Regions from separate parts of the Homo sapiens genome. Here region 1 is linked to region 2. Evidence: chromatin loops called from intact Hi-C (ENCODE). Cell type or tissue: PC-9. All regions are shown on one strand. Links, peaks and the distances in the headings refer to the core of each region. The heading gives the core; the rest is flanking DNA.

The links. Hi-C counts contacts between places; a loop is a spot of excess contacts. Peaks named below come from ENCODE experiments on the same cell type or tissue, not always from the same donor. Only the 100,000 strongest peaks of a DNase experiment are listed, where the experiment ranks them.
Region 1: it touches region 2 in a loop (2.3-fold over the local background); 3 of 110 quality-filtered maps call a loop at or near these places.

What each region holds. Positions count from the first base shown.
Region 1 is chr22:35,486,178-35,491,548 of GRCh38, forward strand. No RefSeq gene overlaps it. Among named protein-coding and RNA genes, the nearest start is that of RASD2, 52 kb to the right of the region's middle. In PC-9, for the core only: no CTCF peak of the experiment used is centred there; a DNase peak (open chromatin) is centred at 3,254; H3K27ac peaks cover 294 bases.
Region 2 is chr22:35,567,181-35,572,551 of GRCh38, forward strand. No RefSeq gene overlaps it. Among named protein-coding and RNA genes, the nearest start is that of RASD2, 29 kb to the left of the region's middle. In PC-9, for the core only: no CTCF peak of the experiment used is centred there; a DNase peak (open chromatin) is centred at 2,391; H3K27ac peaks cover 805 bases.

The sequences.
Region 1 (5,371 bases), core at 307-5,306, 81 kb before region 2:
CACTGCCCACCCTCCTGTTGCTGAATTCTAGCAGAGCTGTTGAGGCAGCGCCGCACAGATAATTCCTCCTTCCGTCCTCAGACCCTGAACCCTGACTTGGTGGCACTCCAGTCCCCTGGTTTTCTTCCTGCTGCGTGGGTCACTCCTCAGTCTCTCCAGGGCCACCGCTTCTGGCCGCTCTGAGAGTTGAAGTTTCAGTGGTACCAACCCAGGCGCCTTCTCCATTGCCCTCTCCCCTCCTTACCTCCACACTCTCTTCCTTGGTGATGTCATGCCTTTAAGTCCATATCTGAGCTGATGTTCTCCACATTCCTAGTGCCAGCCCTCCTGGCTTCCAGCTGCCTCCTTGATACCCCTCCCCAAATGTCCTGCAGGCACCTCAAACCCAATGTGTGCACCCCGAGACTCCTACTTTCCCAGTGAAGCCACGTGTGTGCCAACCAGAGCCTCTAAACTTGGCAGGAATATGCCTGTCATCCTCAAGTCTCCTCCAGGAGACTCTTTTTCAAGCCTCTATCAAGACTATTGAGACTAATAGTAAAAAGGTAATTAAACTCATCCACAAACTCCCAGGGACCTGATGATATTATTCTTCTCCATTAATAAAGGCTTGAAGTGAAACCAGTATCCTGTGGGAGTCCACAAAATCCCTTAAAATTATAAAACATTCTAAAACTGAAAACTAGGGGAAGTACTTAACTACACCACTCATAGATTCATTCATTCATTCAGTAACTGTTGGGTTCCTGCCATGTGCCAAGATAGGGGTCAGGGATAAGTTGGTGAACACAACTGGCCCAGTGCCTGCCCCTATGGGGCTTCCCCAGGCAGGAGACAGACAGTAACAATCCAAATGGACATATATAAAGCTCCCACTGCCCAGCGCAGTGGCTCACGCCTGTAATCCCAGCACTTTGGGAGGCCAAGGCAGGCAGATCATGAGGTCAGAAGATTGAGACTATCCTGGCTAACTCGGTGAAACCCCATCTCTACTAAAAATACAAAAAATTAGCCAGGTGTGGTGGCACATGCCTGTAGTCCCAGCTACTTGGGAAGCTGAGGCAGGAGAACCACTTGAACCCGGGAGGCGGAGGTTGCAGTGAGCCGAGATCATGCCACTGCACTCCTGCCAGGGCAACAGAGTGAGACTCCATCTCAAAAAAAACAAAAACAAAAACAAAAACTCCCACTAGAGGCTGTGCACTTTTCTAGGTGCTTTATGGTATAAGCCCATTTAACTCTCACAGCGGTGCCTCGAGTGGGTACATCTATTGACCCATTTTACAGATAAGGAAACTGCAGCATGGAGAGAGGATATAATGGGGCTGGGGCCGCACAGCTCCTGCCAGGCAAAACCTCTGTAATCCAGGCCGTCTGACTGCAAAGGCCATGCTCTTGGCTGCGATTCTGTCAAGATGCCAACAATGAGATAAATAAAATGTGTAATTGCAAACTGTGATAAGTGCTATGGAAAAAATCTTGGGGTGCTGGAGGAGCAGAGAGGAGGTTCAACCTAGTCCAAAAAGCTAGGGAGGACATCTCTGAGGAAGTGATATTTCAGTGAAGACTCAGGATGAGTAGACATAGCCCAGGCAAAGAGTTGAAACAAGGGCATCCCAGGAAAAAGAAAGGGCCTGTGCAAAGGCCCTGAGGCAGGAAAGTTCAGCACAGAGAGGTCCCTCATAGCAGTCTAGCAAAAATAAAGTGAGGGGCTGGGTGCAGTGGCTCACACCTGTAATTCTAGCACTTTGGGAGGCTGAAGTGGGCAGATCACTTGAGGTCAGGAGTTCGAGACCAGCCTAGCCAACATGGTGAAACCCTGACTCTACTAAAAATACAAAAGATTAGCCAGATGTGGTGGCGGGCGCCTGTAATCCCAGCTACTCGGGAGGCTGTGGCAGGAGAATTGCTTGAACCCGGGAAGCGGAGGTTGCAGTGAACCAAGATCGCACCACTGCAGCCTGGGTGACAGAGTGAGACTCTGGCTCAAAAATAAAATAAGGAATATGTGCATGGTGGAAAGTAAAGGACACTGGGCGAGGGCGGAAGGGTTGATGCCTGGGGGACACAGGCAGCTGCTGGCGGGATGGGATTTAGGGGGCTCCTAGAGCCTCTGCCGGCCTAATCATCTCTTCTTCACATTGTGTCATATGTCCTGAGAGTTCCCCATTACTGCTCTGTCCTCAAGGCTGTGAAAAGCAATTCGCGATGTCCAGTCTCCTGAGGAAAGTCCCACACCTGTGGGAGGTATAAAGCCTGGCTTCCTCCATGGAAGCTTCTTCTTCATCACAAGTGAGCCCCAGCTCTGCTCAGCCACTCTGCCCAGCACTGCGGCTCCAGGAGGAGGACCGAGTTGGATTCTTGCTCTCCAGGGGCCCACTGTGAGGGAGAAGCAGACAAGCCAGTGACTGCTGCACAGTGGGCCTGGACTGTGGTGCAGAGATGGCTGAGACCTAGTGGTGTTTCCAAACTGGGAGTGACCAGCCCCATAGAGAAACGTGGTGGGCGGGGAAAGCTTCCCAGCAGAGGTGATATTTGAACAGGAGCCCAGGGCTCACCAGGTGCAGAGTGGGGAAAGGCACTCCAGGAAGAAGGAGAGAGGAAAGAGAGGTGGGTGAGGATGACCTGAATCCTTCAGAGACCTGACTCAGCCTCAGGCAGAGATCTGGGAGGTGGGCTTCTCCCACTTCACAGGAGTAGGCTAGGATCATCATTTCCATTTAACAGATGGGGAAACTGAGCCTCAGAGAGAGGTTAGCTAATTTTCCCAAGGGCGCCTGAGTGGCAGAGCTGGGATTCAAACTCAGACTCTCTGACTCCAGAGGTAGAACTCAGATCCTCCAAGCTATGTTGCATCCCAAGTCATTGCCAGTACCCCTGAGAGCTGGACAGGCTTTGACAGGCAGGGAATGAGCACTGACTGCACTGGGGAATGGAAATCTTCTGGTCCCAACACAGCCAATGGCTCTGCAGGGCTCACGTCCCTCTTAAGGGCTCATGTCCATCTGTCTGTCATCTGGAAACAGACTCCTGCCCCTTCTCCCCCACGGGCTGCTGTGAGGCACTGAGGAGTGTCACAGGCAACATCTCCTTTGGGCTGGAACCCCTGGCAGTACCTGGGAGGGCAGGTGATGCCAGACAAGGCCAGCTGGAGGAGCCTGGAAGGAGGTGGGGCGGGGCTCTGAGAAGCATCGACTGCGGCTGCCCTCCCTCCCTGCCTCCATCTCCACCCTCCACCACCAGGCCGGTGTAATCAGGGCTATCCATCACCCTCCCTAAGGGCCAGGTGCCTGCTGGCAGCAGTACCACTGCCAGCTCATCCATATTTCATCAGCCTGTGAGAAAGAAGCGAGAGAGCAGAGGAGGAAAGATGGAGCCTAGGGGAACGGGCCCATCAACAACAGTGGCTGCCCCCCAGCCAGCCCCTCAACACAGGCTCTGTCAGCTGGCCCAGGCCACAGCCAGGCACCCTACTGGGAGGCTCTAGGATGTGGGTCAGGCAGATGAGGTGCTGTGGAAATAGTGATAATGGGGACAAGGACCTGCCATTCTTCTGGAGCCCTTGCTTGGTGCCAGGTGCTGTGAAGGCACTTCATGTACATTGCATTATCCAATCTTCTCAACTACCCTATGAGTAAGGCTCTGCCACGCCTCGCACTTTATGGGTGGAGAAACTGAGGCCCAGGTGATAAGTAGCCCACCTGAGGCTCTGCTCAGATGTGGCCAAGGCAAGATTCAGCTCAGGCACTCGGGTTCTGGCATCCTCACTCCAGCCCCAACCCCTGTGTTTCCCTGTGTGTGTTCAGAACCATGGACTTGCATTCCACTTCAGCTTGGGCTATGTCATCCCCCTCTGAGCCTCAGTTTCCTCCTCTGTACAATAGCTGCTTCCCAGGGTGACAGTGAGCCTTGAGTAAATGACTGCTACTCAGAGCCAGCCCGAAAAATATCCTTCCAGCCTTGGCTCAGACATCGCTGTCTCGGCAAGGCCTGGTTAAGGTTGCAGCAGCCCTGCTCCCCCCGCCGTCTGCTCTGTCCTGTCTTTCAGGTCGCGTATCACCTCTTCTCCATTGCCATTTATCACCCATCTCTGCTGCAGGGAGGCCAGGGTCCTGCCGATTTTTTCTGAGCAGTCTGGGAGCCTGGAGCAGCCCCAGGGTGAGTGGTTCCTGAGCATTGTCAGAGGGAATGAGTACACGGATGGGTGTTCTATTCCCCCTTTTCAGGGACCTCTTAGAAACAGGAGGATTGGGGGTGAGATTTAGCTGTCAGGGCTAGGCAGGGCCAGAGGGGCTGGGAAGGACGTATTCACGGAAGGGGAAAGAAAACACGTTGACTCTGGGCCAGGAGGATGGGCAGGGAGTGAACCCAGGCATGGGAGAGATGGACTTTTCCAGGGTTGGGGGGTGCCATTCCAGATTTCAATTCCCCCTGGGTGCAGAGGGTCCATCAGCCTGGAACAGCTACGTCCAGAGTGTGTCCCCTCCATCCCCCAGCACACCTGCTGTCCCCTCCTTTCCCAGGGGTCCCGAGGCCTCAGGCTGTCTAGCCAGGGCCCTGTTGCCCCCACACCAGGTCCTCTGCCTGCCTCATGCTCATTCAGCCCAGGTTGGGCACTCACAAGCTTCTCAGTCTGCTTCTGATTTAGAAAGATCATTGCAGGCCAGGCGTGGTGGTTCACCCCTGTAATCCTAGCACTTTGGGAGGCCGAGGCGGGGGGATCACCTCAGGGCGGAGTTCGAGACCAGCCTGAGCAACATGGAGAAAGCCCATCTCTATTAAAAATACAAAATTAGCCAGGCGTGGTGGTGCATGCCTGTAATCCCAGCTACTTGGGAAGCTGAGGCAGGATAATCGCTTGAACCCGGGAGGCGGAGGTTGCAGTGAACCAAGACTGCACCACAGCACTCCAGCCTGGGTAACTAGAGTGAAACTCCTTCTGGGAAAAAAAAAAAAAAAAAAAAAAAAGAAGGTCATTCCAATTCGGAGTCATAAGTATCAGAACTTCATGACTCTTGGAGACTCTGATCCCCTGAGGAGAGAGTGAGCTCAGAAAGGAAAAGTGACCGTTCAGGTCAAACAGCAAGGTCTGCCAAATCCTGTCCCAGACTCAGTGGAGGGAAAGTCCTGGTACACCCCCACACCCTCCTTTGCATCTCCCCCCCAGCTCCCATATTCTAGAAATCCAGCCTGGCTTTCAAGTCCCTGGGCAAGCCAGGTGCCCTCCACCCCTATCCCCAGTCGGTCGACCTTCCCTGCTCCAGGCATACTCTGTGTCTGCTTCAGGTGTCATCTCTGCCCCAGGTGTGTTCTCTGCTCCCTCTTCCCCGCTGTGCTCCCTGTCTCAAGTGTACTCCCTGTCCTAGCGTGC
Region 2 (5,371 bases), core at 122-5,121:
ATTTGTCCTCAGAACTGGCTGCACCTCAGAAGCACAGGCAGAGTTTTTACGAAGTACCCTGGCCAGGATGCCACTCAGATTTTATTTCATTGGATGGGGGTGAGGCCCAGACGTGGATATTTTTAAAAAGCTGCCCAGGTGATGCCAACGGGGTGCCAGGGTTGAGAAGCACAGATCTGGTGATCGCTAAAGGTCAGCCCAGCGCCGACTGTCAGAGTGTGTGGTCCCATGGCCAGGTCTGCACACTGACACCATGCTGTCCTATGCAGCGCTCAGAAGCAGATTGGAAAAGTCTCAAAAAGATCTCAGTGCAGCTATTAGACAAGGTCACGCGCCCCCTCATGGGAAACGGCTCTTGAGTTGATGATCAGGATACAGACCCTGGCAGAGAGCTGAACTTTCTTTTCTGCTGACTGACACATGATGAATACTTTAATTAAAGACTCAACCCCACACATCAATCATCAGCAGACCTCCCCCACCAATGTGCCCTCCCACGGGAGGGCTGGAAAAGCTGTCTCTGTGTGCCAGGTGGGACAAGGGGAGGGTGCACCCAGGCTGCCGCTGAGCGCTGGGAGTTAACCTGACATCATGTCCAAACAGGGGGCCCGATTAGCAGGAGGACCCTTGGCTGCCTCACAGCAGAGACAGACCCATGAAAAGATTTTCTTGAAGCCAGCCGGTTGTACGTCTGTACAGTCCAGAGGTTTCCATAGCGACCCGTCTCTTCCTAAGGCTGACAATGGGCTCCAGCACCAGGGGAAGGCTTTCAACGTCCTGAGGATCCCAGCCCGAAATGGATGGGCTGAGCCTGTCTAATCTTGGCTCCACTGGTCCCTCGAGGCACGTCCTTTCAGAAAGGACACTGAACAGGCGGCAGCCCCGCCCCCACTGAGCCCTCAGAGGATGGGAAAGCAATCTTTAGGATGACAGCAGTTAGCGGGTACCTCTCCGTGGTCCCTCTCCACCAATTAGGGCGGTGGATAAGCAGCTGTACCCTGAAGTTAGACCACCCAGGATTCAAATCCCGGCTCTGCCACCTGGGTAACTATGGGCAAGTGACTTGATAGCTGCCTGCCTCAGTCTCCCCAACTGTGAAATAGGGATAATAATACTATCCTCTTCATAGGACTCTTTTGAGGATTACCTGAGTTCATTAAGGGAAGTCCTTACTACAGAATCCGGCACATTGCTCTCATTTTTTACAGCCCAATAGTCATAGATCATGAGACGGTCTCAGTCCCCAGGCTAGAAGGGCTATGCCAGGCCCCCAGTCTCTCCACTGCCCAGGGCGGTGTTTCTGAGGCTTGACCTGGAGGATTTTTAGTCACCCCAATGTCCAGTGCACCCTCCATCTGTGCACCAGGATCTCTGAGGGTGGGACCCAGGCATCTCTTTTTGGAAAACTTTGCAGGTAGTTTCAATGCTTAACCAAAGTTAAGAACAATGGAAATCTGTCAGCTTTTGTGCCTGTAAGGTTTATTTGGCCTGAGTCGTGAGACCCCATGGAGCTCCTGCAGCCTGTGTGGAATCAGGGGAGGGAGGAGTGGACACAAACAATATTTGCACAGTACTAGGCACCCTTTGTGTGCTCATTCATTCATTCATTCCACACAAGCACTTATGCACTTACAATGTGCCCATGCTGTGCCGATAGCCAGGAATGAGACAGAGGGGCCCCGCCCCATGGCACTTACTGACCCGTAGGGGAGGCAGACATTTATGGTTTATCACACAAACACGCTGGCAATGATAAGAACCACACAGAGCAGCTGAAGTGGTCAGGTGGCTTCCCATTCCAGGTGAGATCTGGAGGTTGCGGGGCAGTTAGCAAGTGGGAGAGAGCTGCATGCGGGGAAGGTGGGAGGCGTTGCAGGAAAGGTGAGGGAGACACAGCTGAGCTGTGGTGCTGGCCAGCTGGGGCCTTGCGCCTTATCCGGGCACTGTGACGGCCACTAACAGGTTTTAAGTACCGGAATGACATGATCGGATTTGTAATTTAACTAGATCCTTCTGACTGCTGTTGGGGGAACAGACTGTCAACCTCACAACAGCACTGTCAGCTGAGTATTAGACAAATGATGAACCTGGGCCCAGGGAGCTGAGTCACTCATCAGAGACGTGTGGCTAGCAAGCAACAGAGGCCAGGCCCATCCCAGGCCCCTGCTCTCAGATCTGGGTTCTTTGCACCCCCTCCCCTGGCTGTGTCCATCTCTCTCTCTGCTCCCCGTTTCGTCCCCATTATCTCAGGATCGACTCCAAACTCCCTGTGAGACAATACGATCATCCACATTGGATGACAGCCTTTCTCAAAGCCTCTGTGAGCACAAGTCTTCATTCTTTAGGGATCACTCTGATTTTGAGAAGCAGCCAAAGGCTTTCCAAGCCAAACTTGGCAGGATAAGGTAGGTGATTATATTAGTCACCTATTGCTATGTCACAAATTGCCCCAAAACTTAGTGGCTTAAAACAACAATAAACCTTAATTCTTTCACACATTTCTGTGTGTCAGGAATTGGGAGCAGCTGAGCTGCATAGTCTAGTTCTGGTCTCTCCTCTTTCCCAATGCCTCAGTTTCCCCAATTATAAACCAAGGTGCTTGAACCGGACCCTAATATCCCTCTTAACCTTGGTGCTTCCAGAAAAGGTTTGATTCTCCCACTCTTGCCAATTCCTCTTCCTCCTTAGGCGGTGGGCCCAGGCTCACAGAGAACTGCAGGTCATTAGCCAAACTTTTTTTTTCTTCCACAAAGAGCTTCGGCCTATAGCTGGGCGCTTTCTACCTACCTGCTGCAAAGGGCCGGAGGTGAAACCCTGAACCTGAGATGAGGTCAGAGCAAAAACCCAAAATGTCATCCCCCAAGACTCCTGAGCTGTGGCGGGGTGCACTGAGAATGGGTTGCAGACTTCCTTGTGGTCCGCTGCGGGGCCACTAACTGCTCTGAAGTGTCTTTGCCCTGAGTTCTCTGAAACACTGAGCACCTAAGGGAGAGCAGGCACGCGGCAGATGGGTGACAGCAGCCAGGCACACCTGCCGCACTCCGATCCCTCCTGGCTAGGGGCTAGGCATCTTGGAACGCTTACGAACGGGGTCTTCAGCTCTGCAGCCCCCAATCTCAAGACAGCTGGCTCTGTTCTGCCCATCAGGTCCTGAACCCGGAGGCAGGACCTGAAATACCCCAAGGCAGGGACTCACATCCACTGACCTGCTGTGTATCTGGGATTAACTGGAGTCTGGAAGACAACGGGGAGCCTCCAGCTCACCCCCAAAATGAAAGACAGCTCCTGGGGAGCTTATCATTTAGTAGGACAGATGGATAGTTGCCAAATAACCACGCAGGTAAAGGGACCATCACAAGTCTAGCAAGGGCTATGAGGAGCACAGTGGAGCTGGCTGTTAGTGGAGGGCCCCTGGCGAGGCCTCCTGGGGAAGGGATGGTTCAGCTGAGCTTACATCACAGGCAAAAATAAAATAGGGAAAAGAATATCCACCCTCCAAGGGCCCATTTAACTTAGCAAGGGAGAAATGGGGCAGGGAGATTAATGGAAAGAAGGAATTTGGTGGCCGTGCAGCAGGGTCCTGAGCGTCAGCGGCCCGTCATCCCAGTGTTCCTGGGAGGCCAGCACTGGGAGGCACTGGCATCCCAGCCAGCAGCCAGGGTCAGGATTCTAGCCAAAGAGACCTGTCAGGGCCTTGGCACCACCTTGGAGGGACTGCACCGTTCCGCTATCCATTGCTCCTGGAAGTGGCATTACCCTGCCTCCTGGCTGGTGCCGGCCCCTCTGAGCCTCAGCCTTGCTGCTGCTTCCCTGGCTGCATCAGATGCAAGTGGAACAGCAACAGGCCGGCACCCCCAGGGCTGTGTTCGGCCCCTCCGAGAGTCTGCCCTCTGTGGAGTGGAGTCCGGCTAGGACCGTCTTGGCCGCATGCTGAAAGCAGCCCCCAACCCCTCTGACCTACCAGCAACCCACCCACCAGCACGTGGTTGCAGCCTGCTTCTTGGGTCTCCCTGTTCTTGGTGCTTCACCCACCCAAGGCAGGTCATATCTCTCCCGGAGCCAGACCTTCCAAAGGCTTCCCACTTCACCCAAACAAACCCAAGATCCTTCCCCAGGCCTCCGAGGCACCGGCACATCTCTGGCCTCATCTGCTACTCCTCAACCCAGACCTCCTTGCTGTGCCTCCAACTCACAGGTACAGGCAGCCACAGGGCCTTGGTACCTGCTTTCCCCAATGACTTTTCTTCCAAATACACACGCGGCTTCATCTGTCACTTCCTCCACATCTCTGCTTAAATCCCGTCTATTCAAAGAGGGCTTCTTAGCTACTCCATCCAAAATAACCCCTCGGGCACTCTTTACTCCCCCTCTCTGCTTTTCTTCTTTATAGCATCTATTGCATTATATATATATATGAAATAAAAATTTTATTTATTATTTGTGTCTCCCCTAGAATGTAAATCTCAAAGCTCAGAACACTGGTTTTGTTCACTGCTATATGCCCAGTGCCGGCCAGATGCGGTGGCTCACGCCTGTAATCCCAGCACTTTGGGAGACCAAGGCGGGCAGATCATCTGAGGTCAGGAGTTCGAGACCAGCTTGGTGAACATGGTGAAACCCTGTCTCTACTAAAAATACAAAAATTAGCCAGGCATGGTGGTCCACATCTGTAATCCCAGCTACCCGAGAGGCTGAGGCAGGAGAATCACTTGAACCCAGGAGGTGGAGTTTGCAGTGAGCCGAGATCATGCCACTGCACTCCAGCCTGGGCAACAGAGCGAGACTCAGTCTCAAAAATAAATAAATAAATAAATAACCCCAGTGTCTATAGCATGGCCTGACGTATAGGAGGCCCTCAGAAAATATTTGTTGAATGAACAAATGAATCAAGCACAAATTAGGTTGTCAAAATACAGAATGGATGGGGGAGAATGCTATGATTGCCAAAATTGTGCCGAGTTGTTGGGTGGCAAATGTTTGTTGAATGACTATATGAATATATATTGACTGGGGGTGCCATAGGAAGAGTGCTCCTGCTGGGTACATGTCCCAGCTCTGCCACTGATGAGATAGGCCTGTCATAGGCCTATTCATGCCTATCTCCTTTTGAGGTCTTGATCTTCATCTGTGTAATATGAGAGAATTGTGTTAATATCAGGTCATTTTTTTTTCCATTTTTTAAAGCAGCTTTGAGGTGAAAACACACATGGCAACCCAATGGATAAAGCGGAGGTGGTGGTGTTGAAGGCAGGAATCTTAGAACCCTGTCCATTTGGACTCCTTTCTTTCCCTCCTCCCCTGTGCCCCAAGGTGGTTGGAAAGGCCCCTTCTGAGAACGGTTGAACTCCCCTGGACTCACAGTTCCCTAAAT